2 separate regions of the Homo sapiens genome follow, and region 2 is linked to region 1. Evidence: read pairs that join two places in POLR2A ChIA-PET (ENCODE). Cell type or tissue: Panc1. All regions are shown on one strand.

Region 1 (5,000 bases):
TCTCCTACCTCAGCCTCCCGAGAAGCTGGAACTGCAGGTGCCCACCACCACGTCCGGCTAATCTTTTGTATTTTTAATAGAGAGAGGGTTTCACCGTGTTAGCCAGGATGGTCTCGATCTCCTGACCTCGTGATCCGCCTGCCTCGGCCTCCCAAAGTGCTAGGATTACAGGCGTGAGCCACCGCGCCCGGCCTAATTTTTGTATTTTTAGTAGAGAGACGGTTTCACCATGTTGGCCAAGCTGGTCTCAAATTCCTGAACTCAGGTGATCCACCAGCCTGGGCCTCCCAAAGTGCTGGGATTACAGGCGTGAGCCACCACGCCTGGCCTTTTTTTTTTTTTTTTTGGACAGAAAAAAAATTCAGGAAAATGTGGAACACTGACCTAAAGAAAGCACAGGCTTTTTTTTTTTTTCCTTTTAAGTAGATATTCATAAGGAAAAGAATCCGGGTCCGGTTTGGAAAGGTCAGTTATTAGGAATCATTTATTCATTCAACAAACACCATCAAGACTGCCCAACAGTGTTCCAAGCACCTTTTTTTCATTCACTGTCTCCTTCTGTTAATAAAACAACTTGTCTCAAATGGGAAGGGCTGGTTAATGCGCACTGAGTAATTTTGTTTCTTTTCAAAAGAAATCTATTAGTGTTATTGTCTCATTGTGTTTCTAAAAAGCGATTAAAAAAAAAAAAGAAGGCAGTCCTATTGTTGGAAGTGTTTCCTAAAGTAGGAGGGAGTGGGTTCCAGGGTAAAGTCTCCTGCAAGGAGGCCTGGCAGAGGCCTGGGGGAGTTGGGAGTGGTCAGTGTCTTCCCCTGTGACAACTGCTAAAACCCCTGATAGAGAAAAGGCCTGTATGCCAGGAGAATCTCAAAGGTCGGGAGGAGGGTAAAGTGGGGGTTCTTAACTGCTAGCCTCTCCCAGGAGCCAGAGTGCAGGGCCTTGGTCCATCCTGTCCTGAGGTGGAGGGTAGATTCCCTTCCATCTGGCTGGAGCTGGAAAGACTTTGTAACCACCCTCCCTACACCGAACACCCCCTCACTCCACAGCTCTGCAAATGGGGCCCTTCTGGTCAGGAGGACGCTCCATCTCCTGGCCTCTGAACCAGACCTCATTGGAGCTCTCACAAAACCTAGAAACCCTGCATTTGGTGTCCACCCACCCGCTCCTCCTCCCCTCAGGCCAAGGTGGGCTTGCCTAGACATGCTTCCACCAGCAGCCTTGGCCACCCAACTCTGGCATCCCTTCCTCCAGGAAGCCTCCCCTAGCACCCTCATCCCGACACTCCATCCCTTAGGTGCCTTCCTCAGGGCATCTTTCCAGCCAGTGCATATCTTTGTTGTTAATAATTCTTTCCACTTTGGTCTTCCCACTAGACAGTAAGCTACTTGAGGATGGCGTTCTACACATCCTAACTTCAAGTAGCCAGCACTGTGCCCAGTACATAGAAAAGGCTCAGCAAATGTTCCTTGGATAAATACATGAATGAATGGATGGATGAATGAATGGCTAGATGAGGCAAGAACGTGGCTTCTCTGGCTGTGGCAGCTCACACTTTTAACCCACACACTTTGGAGGTGAGAGGATTACTTGAAGCCAGGAGTTTAGGACCAGCCTAGGCAACATAGTGAGACCCCGTGTCTACAAAAAATTTAAAAATTAGCCAGGCATGGTGGCTGATGCCTGTAACCCCAGCACTTTGGGAGGCTGAGGTGGGCAGATCACCTGAGCTCAGGAGTTTGAGACCACCCTGGGCAACATGGTGAAACCCCGTCTCTACTAAAATACAGAAAATTGGCCAGATGCAGTGGTTCACGCCAGCGTTTTGGGAGGCTGAGGCAGGTGGATCACGAGGTCAAGAGATCCAGACGATCCTGGCCAACATGGTGAAACCCCATCTCTACTAAAAGTACAAAAATTAGCTGGGCGTGGTGTCGCGTGCCTGTAGTCCCAGCTAGTTGGGAGGCTGAGGCAGGAGAATTGCTTGAACCCGGGAGGCGGAGGTTGCAGTGAGCCGTGATCTTGCCACTGCACTCGAGCCTGGGTGACAGAGCGAGACTCTGTCTCAAATAAATAAATAAATAAATAAATAAATAATAAAAATTAACTGGGCATGGTAGCACACATCTTTAGTCCCAGGTACTCAGGAAGCTGAGGTAGGAGAATCGCTGGAGCCTGGCCAGGGTTACAGTGAGCTATGATGGTACCACTGCACTACAGCTTGGGTGACATAGTGAGACAAAAACAAAAAGCACATGGCTTTTTCCAGAATTGCAGACACCCGCATCTAGATTCCCAGGATCTAGTGGGGCCTATGGGGTGCCTTCAAGAGGACCCTGATGCTACCTTTCCATCCTCTTTATGGCAAGTGCTGCCAAGAGCCTTGGACAGATCTGACCATTTCCCTTCCTCCTCAGCTGGGGTCTGGGAATGGGGCTTCTAAGCCAATCCAGTTCTTCCTCTGGAATATAGTCAGCGACCTAGCCCAGGAAACTGGGGAGAGACGTGAAATCTTGCAGAGGGCTGATCTGTTGTAGGGAATTTTTTTTTTTTTTTTTTTTTGAGACGGAGTTTCGCTGTTTCGCTCTTGTTGCCCAGGCTGGAGTGCAATGGCACGATCTCGGCTCACTGCAACCTCTGCTTCCTGGGTTCAAGTGATTCTCCTGCCTCAGCCTCCTCAGTAGCTGGGATTACAGACATGCGCCACCATGCCCAGCTTATTTTGTATTTTGAGTAGAGACAGGGTTTCTCCATGTTGGTCAGGCTGGTCTTGAACTCCCAACCTCAGGTGATCCACCCGCCTAGGCCTCCCAAAGTGTTGGGATTATAGGCGTGAGCCACCGCACCTGGCCTTTTTTTTTTTTTTTTGGAAACAGAGTTTCACTCTTGTTGCCCAGGTCTCAGCCTCCTGAGTAGCTGGGATTACAGGAAGGAAGGAGGGAAGGAAGGAGGGAAGGAAGGAAAGAAGGAAGGAAGGAGGGAAGGAAGGAAGGAAGGAAGGAAGGAAGGAAGGAAGGGAGGGAGAGAAATTAACCATTTCAAAGTGAACAGTTAGTTCAGTGGCATTTAGTACACTCACAATGTTGTGCAACCACTACCTCTATCTGGTTCCAAAACACCTTTCCTAACTCCCATGGAGGTCCTTTACCCATGAAGCAGTCACTCCCCTCAAAATGCTTTGAAGTGTTCCCTTGTTGGTAGAAGTAGGGCTGGGTGTGGTGGCTCATGCCTGTAATCCTAGCACTTTGGGAGGACAATGTGGGAGGACTGACTGAAGCCAAGAGTTCAAGACCAACCTGGCCAACATAGTGAGACCCCCATCTCTATTTTTTTTTTTTGAGACGGAGTCTTGTTCTGTTGCCAAGCTGGAGTGATCTCAGCTCACTGCAACCTCCGCCTTCCAAGTAGCTGGGACTACAGGTGCACACCACCATGCCCAGATAATTTTTTCATATTTTAGTAGAGATGGGGTTTCACCATTTTGGCCAGGATGGTCTCGATCTCCTGACCTCATGATCCACCCGCCTTGGCCTCCCAAAGTGCTGGGATTACAGGTGTGAGCCACCACACCTGGCCTATTTTTTTTTAATTAAAAAAAAAAGAAGAAGAAGCAGGGCTGCCTCTTTGCACAACTCCAGAGGATGCTGCTACCATTAGAGTCTGCATGAACATGTGTCTTCTGGAGAGTAGTGCTCCAGGGAGCACTCATCACATAGACACAATGTGCAACACGGCAGCCGCAAGACAACCCTGGTGGGGAGACTGGCCGACCTCTGAGCAGGAGTGGGCTGGTGTCATGTCCCAGGTGACTCAGGCCTCTGGAGTTGGTGATCAGGCCCCATGTCCCAGTGTCTGTGGCCAGGGCCCTGACCGTGCATAAACCCTGCCTCTTCCAGGACTGCACTCCATCAGAATAGAGCGCAATGCCGCAACCTGCAATTTAAAGTCAATGAGCACTCACTCCCGGCCACCTGCCCCTCCCCGTTCAGGCGGTTCCGTCTGGAGCACCGGTTCCCAGGGCCTCGGTCTGGCAAGTCACCCTGGTCGGGTTTGGGAAGTTGAACCAGATCTTGGGGTGGGGGTATGATTCCAAGAACCCCAGAATTCAGGATGGAAACCCCTGAAGGCCAGCCAGCTCGCTCGCATGCCTCTGCTTGGGGCGCCTCTGCAGCCCTTTGGAAATTTCTCATTGCGGCTGGTGGAAGTAGCTGGTGGAGGAGCCCGTGGGTCGAGGCATGAAGGAGAAGGTGGAGCATTGGGAGGAGGTGGAGATGAGAAGCCAGCAGAAGCGTTCCCAGGATTCTGTGGCTTTCTTGAAAAACAACAAACAGCTTGGTCAAAATAGCACGATTATAAATGCACCTGGTTTAGGAGGCTTGTGAAAAGCTGAAGTGAGGGCCTCAAGGAGGATTTTGTCTATCCTACTGGAGGGAGAGTTAAAAACTCAGTGAGGAGTCTTTGCAAATAAGGCTGCTTTTTGAAATGGAAATACTAACAATACAATGTATTGAGCAGTCTTTTTTTTTTTTTTTTTGAGATGGAGTCTCACTCTGTCACCCAGATTAGAATGCAGTGGCACGATCTCTGCTCACTGCAACCTCTGCCTCCCAGGTTCAAGTGATTCTCCTGCCTCAGCCTCCTGAGTAGCTGGCACTGCAGGCACGTGCCACCACGCCTGGCTAATTTTTGTATTTTTAGTAGAGACGGGGTTTCACCATGTTGGCCAGGCTGGTCTTGAACTCCTAACATCAAGTGATCCGCCTGCCTCAGCCTCCCAAAGTGCTAGGATTACAGGCATGGGCCACCGGGCCTGGACGGTATTGAGCAGTCTTTCAAAGTAGCTTTTAAAAATCTGTTGTCCAGACCGGGCGCGGTGGCTCATGCCTGTAATCCCAGCACTTTGGGAGGCTGAGGCGGGCAGATCACCTGAGGTCGGGAGTTCGAGACCAGCCTGACCAACATGGAGAAACCCCCATCTCTACTAAAAATAGAAAATTAGCCGG
Region 2 (5,000 bases), 110 kb after region 1:
AAGCTGGAAAGATGTGGAACCAGCGAGTAAAATAAAGCAAGCCTCCCCAACCTTCTTCTCCTGATTTCTCCCATCACATGCATTTGTTTAAAAAGTGCAAAACTGATTTACTTCTGAGAAGAGACTACTTCTTAAAAAAACAAAAAGGGTACTTCTGTTAAATCTCTGGTAAGTAAATCAGTAAATTGGATCATCGAATTTTTTCTTGCTCTTTGACCTTAGTCTTTGTGCTTGGTGTACTTAGAAAAAATGTCCATAAATAATGGCATTTCTAACCTGAACCTTTTATGGTGTAGTGGTCCCAAATTAAAATATGAAAGGAAAACACTGAAAAATGAACAGACCTGTACATAGTGTGCTGTAGTTTAATTTGATGGTTTTTAAAATGGGAGTATTGAAATAAATGTGGCTATGTTGGAATTTGATTTAAACTGTGGAGCTGTATGGCTATATTGAAGAAATGAGTAGTTGAGTATTCATTTTAAATTTGGGGGTAGTTTTTTAATTTGAAGGATGCTATGAGACCAAAAACAGGAGTTTTGTTTCAATTTTTCAGTGAAAGGCTCTTGTAGCTCTATAGATTTTGAATGAATTATTCAGTGTTTAGTAAATTCGGAAGCTCCGGCTGTGTCCCTGGTGACTTTCCTTTGTGAGATGTAGGACACAGACCGTGCACTGGCTCTGAGTACGGAGTCTGACAAATGTGCAGCTCTTCTTCAGTCACAGCAGCACCCTCCTGTGCCTCAGTGTTTCCAGCAGGCCTGACGTCAAACCAAAGAAGTTTAAAGGGACTAGAAAGAGGAGAGAAAATACGCGTGAACAAACATTAATGCCTGATTATTGCCTCACGTGTCATCAGTTGGAAAGTAATTTGCTTACTGGTGTCCCAGATGTAATTGTTTGGCCACTAAGACAAAGAGTGTTTATCGGGCAAACCATCGGATTTCTATCCTGCTCTTTCATCTCCCTCTTGATAAATCTCAGGGGTGGGTTGAAACAGTTTGTGTTTCTGCTCATAAAGCAGGCTTTGGATCCTGTTTCATTGTTTCTAATTTTTTTTCTTCTTAGTACCCCATCTAATTCCAAGTATTTGAGGTAGTTAAGAGTGAGGACATGTATACAAAAGAAATGTTACAGTCAGAGATTTAGAAACCATAAGGATGGTATAGGGAGAAAATTCTATCTGAAAGTCAAGGTAAGGTAATAATTGTACTTGAGCATTAAAGTTTGGTACTATTTTCTGACACCAGTGTACTTGAACTAAATTACAAAAAGAAATACACCACTTAGTATAGTTCTTGTCTGATAAAAAGCAGTATGACAATTTTTTTTATAGTTTAAAAAAATTTTCAGTTGTGGTAAAATACAACATAAAATTTGCCATCATAACCATTTTAAGTGCATAGTTCAGTAGTGTTAAGTACACTCAGGTTGTTGTGAAGCCAACCCCAGTATAACAGTTTTTTCAGGAGAGTAACCTTTTCTGGTTCTCGATCCATCAAAAGTTTGTCATGTAAATCTTAATAAAGAATGCTGAATGATGATTGACAGTGTCTTTAACAGGAATTTTGCAGAAGATAAAAACATTGTTCATATGGGTCTTTCTTCTGTTGACCTTAGAAATTGCAGATATAACATTAAATATAACCCATTAAAAACATTTTAGTGGGAATCTAAGCCAATGGTGTGGTGATGCTTTCTGGTGATATAACTATGCAGGGTGAGAGCTTTAAAAATGTCGGAGGATGTGTATTTAGTGTGAAACTTTTTTTCAAACAAACTTTTTTGACTTCATTTTGATAGGATTCAGTGGCAATCTTTCAAATCGAATTCTTTGGCTAGTACTTGGAATGAAGATACATTGTGTATTGATGGAAGCTACATACCTCAGATGACAGTTCAGAGCTTGGCTTGTGTTTTGAAACATTTCACTTCTTATTAGAGGTGGCTATAGGAAGACTTATTATGATCAAGGCTGTAATTTTTCTTAATTAGAAAAAGTATCTGGGCCGGGCGCAGTGGCTCATGCCTGTAACCCAAGCACTTTGGGAGGCCAAGCTGGAAGGATTGCTTGAGCCCAGGAGTTTGAGACCACCCTGGGCAACATGGAAAGAAAAGTGTCCGCCTAAAATAGTTGAGTTACTAGTTTCACACTGAGAGAAGTTTTGGTCTTATGCAATAATAAGGCCTTGAAGTGTTAAGGGAATCTTTACTACTAGGATTCCTAGGCTACAAAGAGCATCCCCATGACCTGGGTTCAATGTCAAGACAACTTTTTCCTTTTTTTCCAGCTGTCTTTTGATTGATCCTAAAATCCTTTTTTTTTTCTTTTTTTTTTTTTTGAGATGGAGTCTTATTCTGTCGCCCAGGCTGGAGTGCAGTGGCGAGATCTCTGCTCACTGCAAGCTCCGCCCCCTGGGTTCGCGCCATTCTCCTGCCTCAGCCTCCTGAGTAGCCGGGACTACAGGCGCCCGCCACCACGCCCGGCTAGTTTTTTGTATATTTAGTAGAGATGGGGTTTCACCGTCTTTCAGCATGTTAGCCAGGATGGTCTCGATCTCCTGACCTCATGATCCACCCGCCTTAGCCTCCCGAAGTTCTGGGATTACAGGCGTGAGCCACCGCACCCGGCCAAATCCTTTTGTTTTTAAGGCAGTACCACATTTTTACTTAATGACAATATAGCATGTGTATTATGCTGTTCTTGCATTATTGCTATAAAGAAATACCAGAGACTGGGTAACTTATAAAGAAAAGAGGTTTAATCGGCTCACAGTTCTGCAGGATTGCAAGAAGCATGCTCGGCTTCTCGGGAGGCCTCAGAAAGCTTCAATTATGGCAGAAGGTGAAGGGGATCAAGCACATCACATAGCAGAAGCAGGAACAAGCAACAGAGAGTGGCAGGGGAGGTGCCACACACTTTGAAACAAGTAGATTTTGTGTGAACTCAGAGTGAGAGCTCATTTATCACCAAGGGGATGGCCCAAGCCATTGACAAGAGATCTGTCCCCATGATCCCAACACCTCCCACTAGGCCCCACCTCCAACATTAGGGATTACAATTCAACAGGAGACTTGGGCAGGGACAAATATCCAAACTATTTAATATATCAGCCTGTGACCATATTCTTCTCAAAATTGTCCAGAACAGCTTCCCCCTTAAAACATCCATTTAATGTTTGCCAGAGATTTATTGAACACCCATTTTGTATAAGTCATGGTGTGAGATTTTGAGGATATAGATGTGGATAAGATGGAGAAAGTGCCTATCCCCTTGGGGTTTGGAGAAGGCTGCGCAGTGAGCTGATTTTTAATTGGGTTTCAGCATGGCACAACAAGGCCTTTTCTGGTTGCAGTACAAGTTTCTTTATTAAGGGGTCCAGGAAGAAAACAGGATGGTGGGGTTTTACTTAACACAAAGGTAATACGTGTTAATTTTAGGAAAACCAGTAATTACAGATACACAAAAATAAAATATCATTTTGTAATCTTACCACTAAAAAATAATTACCATTAGCACTTTGGATATGTATATGTATGTTTTTCCTTTGAGGTGTAATTTACTTACACTAAAAATGCACAGATCTTAGGTGTAGTTGATGAGCTTTGACCAATGTCTATACCTGTGCAACCTCACCCAAATCAAGACGTGGAACATTGCCATCACCCCATGAGGGTCCCTCATGCCTTTTTCCAGTGAATTCACTTCTCCCAGAAGCAACCTCTGTTCTGATTTCTATTACATAGATTTGGTGGTTTGTTTTTAAATGTCCCATAAATAGAATTATTTAGTATATACACTTTTGTGTTTGGTTTATTTTGGATATTTTTTAAAATTTTAACTTGTTAATGGATAATACATTTACATAGTTCAAAAAGTTGCAAAGGATACGCAGTGCAGTTTCTCTACCACTGAAATTCATCAGCCACCTGCTTTCCTCTCTAGAGGCAACCAGTGTACCACTTTCTCTGTATCCTTCCAGGGATTTTATAGATGTATGAACAAATATATATAACATATTTTTTATACCTCCATCTTTTGTACAAGTAGCATAGCATGCACATTGTTGTAAACCTTTTTTAAAACTTAGAAATATAACTTATTATATCAGTTTTATATATCATTTTATATCAGTTTTTAATGTTTTTTATATTGTTTTATATCAGTACCTAAAAGCTTCCTTAGTCACATGTATAGTTTATTTATTGCTCTTAGTATTATAATTTATCTAATCAGTACCATGTTATTTGACTTTTAGTCTGTTGCCAATCTTTTGGTACTCAAAACAAAACTTTATGCCTCATTTAAAACCCTATGCATAGGCCAAGTGCAGTGGCTCACGCCTGTAATCCCAGCACTTTGGGAGGCCAAGGCAGGCAGATGTCTTCAGCCCAGGAGTTCAAGACCAGCCTGGGCAACATGGCAAAACCTAGTCTCTACTAAAAGTATAAAAATTAGCCAGACATGGTGGCACATGTTTATAATTCCAGCTACTTGGGAGGCTGAGGCACAAGAATTGCTTGAACCTGGGAGGTGGAGGTTGCAATGAGCCAAGATCACGCCACTGCACTCTAGCCTGGGTGACAGAGTGTGGCCCTGTCTCAAAAAAAAAAAAAAAACCCTATGCATAAATTATTTCTCATAAATATGAGTATATTCTTATTGCATCATGCTAAGAGGCACATATTGTCTGGTTGTTTCTTTTACTGTTAATATTCAGCTTGGTCAGTGGGTTCAGGTGTGGTCATCATGACCATTATTTATAGAGCTCCTCTTTAGAGAGGTCACTTTATATTTCCCCCAGCCTTTTGCCCAAGTTTTAGCAGCCATTGGTGATCATTGTCAAGATCTATTATTTTATCAGGAGTTGCAAGATTCTAATTTTGTTGTTCCTTCTGCATTTATTAGTTTTGGAGTTCTTCTGTAAAGGAGAACTTTGCTTTATCAACAGTTACACAAGTTGATGTGTAACTGAATTCAAAATTGTTTCCTTAGCTTG

What was found. Peaks named below come from ENCODE experiments on the same cell type or tissue, not always from the same donor. Only the 100,000 strongest peaks of a DNase experiment are listed, where the experiment ranks them.
Region 2: POLR2A ChIA-PET joins it to region 1 with 8 read pairs; 5 of 35 experiments call an interaction of 5 or more read pairs at or near these places.

The regions. Positions count from the first base shown.
Region 1 is chr10:72,266,970-72,271,969 of GRCh38, reverse strand. DDIT4-AS1 (DDIT4 antisense RNA 1) reads left to right here. Exons shown (of 2, transcript NR_186445.1): 2 at 1-584. Among named protein-coding and RNA genes, the nearest start is that of DDIT4-AS1, 4.2 kb to the left of the region's middle. RefSeq lists enhancers at 517-1,017, 1,018-1,518. In Panc1, no CTCF peak of the experiment used is centred here; no DNase peak of the experiment used is centred here; H3K27ac peaks cover 2,913 bases.
Region 2 is chr10:72,154,114-72,159,113 of GRCh38, reverse strand. All of the region lies in intron 6 of ASCC1 (activating signal cointegrator 1 complex subunit 1), which reads left to right. Among named protein-coding and RNA genes, the nearest start is that of ANAPC16, 59 kb to the left of the region's middle. In Panc1, no CTCF peak of the experiment used is centred here; no DNase peak of the experiment used is centred here; H3K27ac peaks cover 3,932 bases.